Linked DNA regions of Homo sapiens: region 2 is linked to region 1. Evidence: chromatin loops called from intact Hi-C (ENCODE). Cell type or tissue: PC-9. All regions are shown on one strand. Links, peaks and the distances in the headings refer to the core of each region. The heading gives the core; the rest is flanking DNA.

Region 1 (5,386 bases), core at 20-5,019:
CATTTTTCTCTGAATAAATAGGTTTTCCACAGGCTAGAATATTTGGTGAAAGAATCTTATGAATTGCCTTTTCTTGTTCCTTATTCTTACTAAATATATTGTTGACTTGTTTGTTTACCCTGTGGATCCAGGCCATTGCAGAATGACTTACAGTAGGTCCTTGAATAACTTTGTTTCCTTCAATGTTATTATCTTACAACATTGCTTATAGTCTTCGTTTCCAAGAACCTAGCAGCGACATTAATTGAGGATTTACTGTATAGTCACAGCTTTTATTGGGATGTCTACCATATGGTAGATTAGGATTTGGGTCATATTGCTTAAGTCTCATATTTACTGTTTATTGAATAGCAGTAGTATCTACTTCATATGATTGCTTTTTGAGGCAGAGTCTTGCTCTGTCACCCAGACTGGAGTGCAGTGGTGCAATCTTGGCTCACTGCAACCTCCACCTCCCAGGTTCAAGTGATTCTCTCACCTCAGCCTCTCTAGTAGCTGGGATTACAGGCATATGCCACCATGCCCGGCTAATTTTTGTATTTTTAGTAGAGACGGGGTTTCACTATGTTGACCAGGCTGGTCTCAAACTCCTGACCACACGTGATACCCACCTCAGCGTCCGGAAGTGCTGGGATTACAGATGTGAGCCTCCATGCCCGGCCATAAATTAGGATAATTCTTTAATGTATTTAGGATTTTTCTACAGTTATGACTCATTAAGAGAATTTTTTTTCTTTTAACAGAAAATAATTCTGAGGTAGGGGCCTCTGGCTATGGTGTTCCTGGGCCCACCTGGGACCGAGGAGCCAACTTGAAGGATTACTACTCAAGAAAGGAAGAACAAGAAGTGCAAGCGGTAAGGCCAGCACCGTAGGTTACATCTCTGAGAATGTGATTTGGGACTTAGTTAACAGCAAAGCTTAGGATTAGGATATTCACAAGTTAATAATTGGGTGCATCTTTTAAGAGGTTATTTGAGACTACTTATTAGCACAAGTCATCATAAAGCTAAACTACCCATTTACTCTTGTTATTCACATTGCCTATGGAGGAAAAAAACAGTATTTTTTTCTTGGTAGTAATAAAAAGATCTCCTCTTCAGCTTTATAGGAAATGTAATTATCTCAGGGGACCTTATTTTATGAGCACTTAGAGTAAAAAAAAGTCTTTAGTATAGCTTATTTTTCCACTTCATGTATTCAGTGTTAAAACAAGCACAAAGAAGTTGTCATTTTTTTTTTTTGGAAGAATTTAAATGCAATGTATTAACTAATAGCTTGTTTATATAATAGGGCCTTTAGATGCAATAAAAAGTAATTCTGGTTCAGTTTTTGACTAGGATTATAAACTATCAAAAACAGCTTTTGCATTATAAAGGATAGTACAAAGACAGTATTAAAAATTTCTGTGCCTTGTTTGTATACCTAAACTTAACACAGCCAAATTTAATTATCATTGATTCTACAGACTCTAGAATCAGAAGAAGTGGATTTAAATGCTGGGCTTCATGGAAACTGGACCTTGGAAAATGCTAAAGCTCGTCTAAACCAATATTTTCAGAAAGAAAAGATCCAAGGAGAATATAAGTACACCCAAGTGGGTCCTGATCACAACAGGTTTGCTTGTTTCATTCTTTTCCTTCTGTAGTAAGTTAAGGTGGTTTTGGATATTCACTGTTGAATATAATCTATTTTTGTACGTTGTCTGGTTAATTGTGTGGATTAGAATTGAATTGTTAAAAGATAACGTTAATTTGCACAAGAATAATTATTGATTTGTGCAGTTTCCATGGTTTTCACATGAGTGAATTTTAGCTGTGTAAGAAGTTCAGCGTAAATCTTTTTGACATGCTAGACATTTAAGATGCTCATTTGAATCTGAAAGGCAAAAGTCATGACCACAATTGCTGGTTTGTCCCTAGTTGATGTAAAAGCCAGCCAAAGGTGGTGATTTTTTTTTTCACCTTGGTATTGTTAGAGGCAGTTACTATTTCTTTAATGGGTCAGGTTAGATACTTAAGCTTTGAGTCCCAGAATTAGATTGTATTGCATCTACATCCACATTTCACTTAAGCCTTGAAAACTGCCAGCTTTCCTAGGAGTCCTAGTGAAATTTAAGGGCTTATCGTAAGGTCGAAAAGGAACAGCCTTGGTCTTTGTATGTGGGGGTGTACTTTTTTCCTGTTAAATGTATAAAACAATATAAAGGGAGGTCATTTTAACAGTATGTTTCTCAGCCTGCTTGCTGTTCTTCCTGAGAGCATTCCAGGGTGTAGTAATTATTACTCCCAGGAAGGCTCATATGGATTAGACTTTTCTGGGGAGCGATGTATTTTTATTAGAACGGAGGGGAGGTTGTAATGGAAACCTTTTTGAATGATTCCGTTTGCTGTCCGTACTTATGAAATAAATTATCCAAATACATTAAAAATATTTTTCTCGAAAATCAAAGTGTTCTCCATTGGATGCATCTAGCGACCCTGAAATAATTAATATTAATACAAAATTTTGTCACTGATCAAAATGATATTTAGAGCATGGTTCCCCCTTCCTCCCACTGTTTTGTTCAATCCTGAATTCTCAGATATTTCTGGTGTCAGCCTTTTTAAAACCGTCAGGTTGCAAAGGAGTGATACATTTGTTGATGATTTGTTTTCTTTCATATTTTGTCTTTCTGAACGCATTGGGCTTGGTAGCACTTGGTGACTTTAAGAACAATGAGATACCGAAGTGTGCCTGAAGCTCATCGTTGCAGACATTTTTTGTTATCAGTATCTTATCATAGATTTCTGATACAAAGCAGTGAAGAATTCAGGAAAAGACAATGTGGGAGGCACAGACAGTTGGGGGAGCCAGGACAGCATTGCTCTTTGTATGTCCTTTTATTTAAAGGCATAACAGACAGCAACACCAGAGGTCTGTGTTCATACACACATGTGCTGCTGCTTAGGCTGAACTAAGCAATCACATGGGAAACTATTGTAAACTGATTTCTGGTGTCGCTGTTCCCCCTAGGTGGAGGAGAATGAGATTGAGTGCTGACTTTAAGCCTGGCTGAGAAACATACTGGCATCGATGTCATTAATGAAAGGGTGGATGTTGTTCCCCTGAAAGCCAGTGGCCTTTGACCCCTGAAGCCGCTGTGCCTGAAGGTCAGTTCACACGAGGTATAGGAAGGAGTCTAACATTTATTTTTTTCTTAAGCCTCACCTAGCCTTTTATTCACACCACCAAGTCTAGGTTAGAATGTATCTGAGCAGTGAAAGGACCAGAATGCATAGTTATCAAAGGGCAGTTTTTCCCTTGCTAAAACCTAAATTCATTTTTTAGACTCTGCTAGCAGTTTTAGATATAATGTTACAACATGTGTTTTGTTCTCCAGGACCTGATTTAAATAAATGTGATAAAAATAGGCTAAGTTTTTTGTCATCCAGGGCTGCTTCCAACTGCAGGCAGATGTGAGAACTCTGCCTCAGGAGCCACTGATATGCACAAAGTGTATGTGCATGTGTGAGTTTGCGTATATTAGCTTAATAGATCGCAGTCATTAATGGGTGGCCTATGCAAAGGAATCTTAAAATAATTATAACCGTAATGTAAAACATTTGGGGCCTACTTTATTTCTTGGCTCCAAGCTAAGTGGAAAATTCCTTTTCATTGAATGTGTTCTAGCTCTTGAGACTCCAGCCTTTGGAATAAGAGTAAGTAAATATAAAATCTAATACCCTAACGTTTTCCTTTCATGAACAATTGGCTCATCAACTTTGATTATAGTTGTCTTATGCCATGTTGTATATTATTTGAAGTTTATATACTTCATTTGTTCTAGGGTTGGGCAGAAATAAATGTTGGTAATTTTTTTTTTCTGTGATTTGCCTAAGCAGTTGGAAAGCCTGCCTGACTTGGGAGACCTGGATTTGCTGGTTTCTAACAGTGAAATTTCTAACCTTGCTTGTATATGTTGTTACAGGAGCTTTATTGCAGAAATGACCATTTATATCAAGCAGCTGGGCAGAAGTAAGTGTTACTGTTTCCCCAATATTCCAAGTCTCTGTATAGAGAAGGAATCTTCACATTTTAAGTCTTGAGTCACGTATACAGAAGCTGTATTATTTGAAAGAGCACATAATGTAAGATAGCATCTAGGGTATATTTTAGAATATTAGTAATTATATAAATTAGAGGCAAAGTCTCCCAGTTTGCATGTGAAAACAGACCATGTTAGTGTAATCTTTCAAAGGTAAGACACAGTGGGATGATTAGGAGTCTGCCAGTGTCAATTAATTTTAAACCTTTTTTGTTTTTTGAGACGGAGTCTTGCTCTGTCGCCCAGGCTGGAGTGCAGTGGTGTGATCTCGGCTCACTGCAAGCTCCGCCTCCCAGGTTCACGCCATTCTCCTGCCTCAGCCTCCCCAGTAGCTGGGACTACAGGTGCTGCCACCAAGCCCGGCTGATTATTTTTTGTTTTTAGTGGAGACGGGGTTTCACCATGTTAGCAGATGGTCTCTATCTCCTGACCTAGTGATCTGCCTGGCTCAGCCTCCCAAAGTGCTGGGATTACAGGCGTGAGCCACTGTGCCTGGTCTTAAACATTTTTTCATTTTTATATATACAATGAGTTATTTTGAGTGGATGGATAATACTAAGGGAGAGAGGATAAAGGCAGGCTAACTTCTGTCAGCTCACTTACCTTATCGAGGTTAATTTGGCTAGTTAGGCAGAAAGATACCTTTGTACCCCTTTGCTTTATATTCATCTCTCCTAAGGATGAATGATACAGGAGGAGAGGAAACTTTCTGTTAATATTTTCTATAAGGATATGAGTAACTTAGCTTTAGTTTAATGCTAAGGTCAGCAAACTATAGCCCTCTGGCCAGATCCAGCGTACTGCCTGTTTTTATAAGAACTGTTTTATTGTAACATAGCTACACTCACATTTTAGACTTTACAGGTCACACATTGTTATTCTCATTTTATTTTTACAACTCTTGAAAAACGTAAAGCCATTCCCAGTCCTATGGTTTATCAAACTCTGTTGTCAGTGACTGCTTTCACACATTAAAGGCAGAGTTGAGTAGTTGTGACAAGATACTATATGGCCTGCAAAGCCTAAAATATTTATTAATTGACCGTTTATAGAAAAAGTTTCCCAAATCCTGGTCTAGGTAACCACTCTGGACCCAATTACTTTTACTGGTTTATTTTTTACTCTTTGTCTTTTCAAACTATGTTTTCTTCCCCATTTTAATGTCTGATATTAACAGTGACAACTTTGTTGAAATAGGTTATTTGCTTTCATAATATTGATTTGTATGAGTCCTAGTATCAGCCAGTAATCAAAACTGTTGGTTATTTAGTTGATAAGCTGTTTGGCAATTTCTTTTGTT
Region 2 (5,386 bases), core at 103-5,102, 770 kb after region 1:
CACGTGCGAAATACTTTGGGTAGTTTGTCTTAAGAAAACACCCTCAAGTCCTGAGAAAACCAACCAAGTCAATATATTAGGATAAGACTTCCATATGGGGACCAACTAATCTCTTCTAGTTTACATTTGAAGCAGCAATTGTTGAAAAGAAAAATATGAATATTTTAAAATAAAAAAACTAAAATTTAAAATCATAAAAACATCCAAGAACACTTCATGAAATTTCTATTTTTAAATTTTGGAGCCAGGAAAATCTAAGTATGACTTGAACTCTAAATGCCATAAGAAAAGATTAATAAACTCAATTAGATAAAAATAAAAATAACCTTTTTATTTATAGTAAAAGCTATTATAAAGCGAAACTCAAAATGCAAGAAATATTTGACATTCCTGTTGAAAAGAGCTCCTACAAATCAGTAAGAAAAAGACCATCAAAAGGGCAAAGAAAATATAGAAATACAAAAATATAGAAAAGAAAATACAACTGGCTATTAGGCATGTGAAAAGATGTGCAATCTCATTTACATTAAGAGAAATGCAAATATATGATACCATTTTTAAAACATCAGATTTGAAAAGATTAAAAAATGTTTTATGACAAACACATAGAATAGGTAAAGGGGTGGGAAAACATGCATTCTTCTACACGGCTGGAGAAAGTATAATTGATAAAACCTTTAAGAAAGGCAATTTAGCAATATCTCCCTTAAATGCCCTCCAACTGACCTTAACTTTCACTTTTAGGAATTGATCTACAAATAGGCTTGAACATATGTAAAATGACTTGTGTATAATGCTATTCACTGTAGCACTGTTTGTAACTGCAAAAGATCAGAAACCACCTAAATCAATAGGGAAATGGTTAAGTAAATTATGGTACATTTATTTATATAATAGAATTATTATGCAGTCATAAAAATAAAATTGTTATCGGAAAGTGGTCCCAATCCAGACCCCAAGTGAGCGTTCTTGGATCTCACACAAGAAAGAATTCAAGGCCAGTCTGTAAAGTTAAAGCAAGTTTATTAAGAAAGTAAAGGAATAAAGAATGGCTACTCCATAGGCAGAGCAGCCCCGAGGGCTGCTGGTTGCCCATTTTAACGGTTATTTCTTGATGATATGCTAAACAAGGGGTGTATTATTCATGCCTCCCCTTTTTAGACCATATAGGATAACTTCCTGATGTTGCCATGGCATTTGTAAACTGTCATGGTGCCGGTGGGAGCGTAGCGGTGAGGATGGCCAGAGGCAGAGGTCACTTTCATTGCCATCTTGGATTTGGTGGGTTTTGGCCAGCTTCTTTACTGCAAACTGTTTTATCAGCAAGGTCTTTATGACCGGTATCTTGTGTTGACCTCCTATCTCATCCTGTGACTTAGAATGCCTTAACCATCTGGGAATGCAGCCCAGTAGGTCTCAGCCTTATTTTACCCAGCTTCTATTCAAGAAGGAATTGCTCTGGTTCAAATGCCTCTGAAGGGAATAAGGAAGTTCTTTATGTATTGATAGGAAATTACCACCAAAATATACTGTTAATGAAAAAAGCAAGGAACAGAACACTATATATAGTATGTTAGTATTTATGTACACAAAGGGGTAAAATCTTATATAGGTATTTGCCTGTAAATGCATACACTGTATCTGGAAGGATGCCTAAGAATTAAGTGACAATAGTTGGTTGTCAAAAGAGGAACTAGGGTGGAATGGAAAATTACCACAGTACATATTTCTTACCTTTTGAATATTGAACAATATGAACAAATTATTTGAAAACGAATAAAAACTAAAATGAATAAAATACAGAACCATTGGCTAATGAATACACTGACCTTTAACTTAGCAAATTGAAGAAAATCTTAGTTGCCCTGGCATCTTGATTCAATTTTTGGAGAAACAAAAGGAAGTATGATGTTATTCAGAGGCATTGGCCATTTAAGTTATTCATTACCCTAAGGGTTGACAGAATTAGAAAAATCTACGTATAAAGTCAAGGACGGTGATATAAATTCATGGATATAATTTAATGGTTATCTTTAAGGAAAACAAGGGGTATTGGGTCACATCTCTGCTCTTAGAAGGTGATGCCACAGAATAATGAACAGATCATATAAACTCCCATAGTGCCACTGTTAGCCAGATATGAGCTGGAATTCTGTTCCTCAGCCACTTTCTCTGGTGACTTCTGGCAAAGCTAAACACTATAGGGGCTGCACGTGGTACTCATGGTGGCTCTGATTTCCACCTAAGGCTGATAAATTCCCTTCTTAACTGTCCACATTGAAGTGAATTGAAATTCTTTGTGACTAAACTTGATTGGCTCTAGGGTATTTGAACCCAAGAATTATTTTACTCTTTGTATAGTTCTCAATTTGTACTTCTGATGTGTTGCCCTATTCAGGTACCCTAAGAACCTGTGTATAAATTAAGGATTTCTTAGGTGACTTGGCTCGTTCAATGTTATGCAACCAAGAGATATTTGTTGAACATCAACTATGCCAAGTGAATGTGGGGATGAGTAAGAGCCAGCTACTATGACTTCAGGGGGCCCATACAGTCTAGCAGCAAGGTCAAGAGGGTGTGTCTTGCAGAGCAGGAGCTAACTGCTAGGCTGGAAAATACGGGAGTTTTAGAATGCTTTGGAATTCAGGTGGGTCATACACTACTCAATTTGTGTTTCATGTGGTGTGGATTCTAGGGAACTGTTTCAGAGAGAAATAAGAGATGTAAACATAGATTATTTATGTTGATTACTCTTACACACTCAAGTAACAGAAATGATAAAGGAAAATAGAAATGTTAAAGTGAATGCTGTGTCCCATGTTGCTTGTGGTTGGATCATCAATGTGGTGAAGTAGCACCACCTTGAGGCAGATGACATGCTGTACCTCTGTGGGCTTCCCGGGCCTCCTCCATATCTGGAATCATACAAGAGGCACCTGCACAGAACGTTTTCACATTGGGGTTTTCACATATTGTACTAGTGACATTGGGGTGAGGGGGAGAGGGAGTGGGGCAGAGGTCCCGCGGCAGGAATATGGACAGAAGCAGCCTTGTTTAAGGGCACTTGGTTCTACAGAGGCCGTTGGTCTGTTCCTTAATTGGGTGTGTTTTTCAATTATTTTGGTGCTTTTAACATATTTTGTCTGTAAGGGGATGTTAGTTGTAAATCTAAAGGAAAAATTGTGTATCTAAAAATTAATCAATCTGGCTGGGCGCGGTGGTCACGCCTGTAATCCCAGTGCTTTGGGAGGCGGAGGAGGGTGGATCACCTGAGGTCAGGAGTTCAAGACCAGCCTGGGCAACATGGTGAAACCCCATCTCTCCTAAAAATACAAAAATTAGCTGGGCACGGTGATGCGTGCCTGTAATCCGAGCTACTCAGGAGGCTGAGGCAGGAGAATCGCTTGAGCCTGGGAGGTGGAGGCTGCAGTGAGCCGAGATTGTGCCATTGCACTCCAGCCTGAGCAACAGAGCAAGACTCCATCTCAAAAAAAAAAAATTAATTAATTAATTTTCTTTTTTACCTTTATACATGGGGTTAAACTAAGTGATCATCAATGTCTATTTCAGCTAATAAAACATTATGATTTCCTATAATTTTACTTTCTTGAATCTATCACGGAGATAGTTTCTGATCCTGTTAATAATTTGCACCATCTAGAATTCTTATGTTAAAAACATTAAAACTGCAGCTGGGCGCGGTGGCTCACGCATGTAATCCCAGCACTTTGGGAGGCCGAGGTGGGCGGATCACGAGGTCAGGAGATCGAGACCATCCTGGCTAACACGGTGAATGAAACCCCGTCTCTACTAAAAATACAAAAAATTAGCCGGGCGTGGTGGCGGGCGCCTGTAGTCCCAGCTACTTGGGAGGCTGAGGCAGGAGAATGGCGTGAACCCAGGAGGCAGAGCTTGCAGTGAGCCGAGATCGCGCCACTGCACTCCCGCCTGGGCCACAGAGCGAGACTCTGTCTCAAAAAAAACAAAACAAAACAAAACAAAACAAAACAAAACAAAAAACATTAAAACTGCAAGAACAGTGACTATTAAACCCACTTTTAACTTTCTCTTTCTACTCTGTTCATTTCACTTGGACCGTTTGTCCTTTCTGCCCCTCCAAAGGATTAGTTCAAATTAATGTCTCACTTTAAATACTCTGATCCACCCTGATTTTGTTGTTCTCCCAACATTGACTAACTGCATTTACAGTCAAATGCTAAATTGTATGACGTTAATTCTCTTTTTTTTTGTATGACATAATTTTCAGGTGCTTAACCTTACTTCCCAATTAGGCTGAGAGCAAACTGGTGAACAAGATTCAGACCTTATTCTTCTGTTATGTCCTCATGATCCTGGGATCCACAGGAAATGCTTTAAAAAGAATTCGGTTAATTTGTACCATCTACACATTGATTTCACCCATGTTCATGTCCTTAAAATATCATCATACTTGTCATCAAGTATGACTGTTACCGAAATGGTGCTGTTACCCAATGACCAAGAAGGGGTATGTTTTCCATTTCTTCCCTTTTGTAAAATGCCAAAAAAGAAACCAAATAGTAAAAGCACTGAGATTAAAGGAGGAGAATGGGAGGTAAACAACTACTTTTGTGCTAAAAGTGTCCTATGGCATTTATATATATTTTTTCCGCAATTAATCCTATTCCCAACTCTTCACCAAGGATAGTACTGTGTCATGGTTACTATACCCTGGGCTGACATTTAGTCAGGAGGCAACAGTTGAACCAGTTGTTTCCAGCTAGTATCCATTTTGACTCGGTCTCTATATTATACTACTTGTTAAATATTTTTAGTATCTCCCCTCAGTAAAGCTGATAGACTGGCAGATTCTAAATACACCCACCCATTCTTGTGAACAAATATGAACTCCAGAATTTTTCCAAACGCTTCAGTTATGAAAGTGATGTTAAGAAGGATTTTATGAAAAAGCATTCAGTATCATTTGATTTTAAAGTTTGTAATTGGTTATGCTATACCTACTTGACTACCTCTAATACCTATTGGCTAAGGCACAGTGGCATGTGCCTGTAGTTCCACCTTTTCGGGAGGCTGAGGCAGGACTGCTTGAAGCCAGGAGTTTGAGGCCTCAGTGCACTATGATCACACCTGTGAACAGCCACTGCACTCCAGCCTGGGCAGCATAGCAAGTCCCCATCTCTAAGTAATATTTAAGAATAATACCTATTGCTTAGCTTATCTTCACCCATAGGACCCTGAATTGCCTGGAAGTGTTTTAAAGTGGGAATCTAGTCAGGTGAAGATCGAAAGCAAACAGAAGTCGCTGTGAGTAGGTAAGTACAAGAAATAGATTTGAGGTGAAAGAAAGAGAATTTTGGAGGCTGGGAGTGAATGACTGCAGCTGCTA

What was found. A loop is a pair of places that touch in the nucleus more often than their neighbours do. Peaks named below come from ENCODE experiments on the same cell type or tissue, not always from the same donor. Only the 100,000 strongest peaks of a DNase experiment are listed, where the experiment ranks them.
Region 2: it touches region 1 in a loop (4-fold over the local background); 2 of 110 quality-filtered maps call a loop at or near these places.

The regions. Positions count from the first base shown.
Region 1 is chr1:182,852,563-182,857,948 of GRCh38, forward strand. DHX9 (DExH-box helicase 9) reads left to right here. Exons shown (of 28, transcript NM_001357.5): 5 at 744-856; 6 at 1,468-1,616; 7 at 3,970-4,016. Among named protein-coding and RNA genes, the nearest start is that of DHX9-AS1, 16 kb to the left of the region's middle. In PC-9, for the core only: no CTCF peak of the experiment used is centred there; no DNase peak of the experiment used is centred there.
Region 2 is chr1:183,620,536-183,625,921 of GRCh38, forward strand. It overlaps ARPC5 (actin related protein 2/3 complex subunit 5), which reads right to left. Exons shown (of 4, transcript NM_005717.4): 4 at 311-5,386. Among named protein-coding and RNA genes, the nearest start is that of ARPC5, 13 kb to the right of the region's middle. In PC-9, for the core only: CTCF peaks have their summits at 2,864 (motif pointing left) and 3,064; DNase peaks (open chromatin) are centred at 2,547 and 2,846; H3K27ac peaks cover 3,539 bases.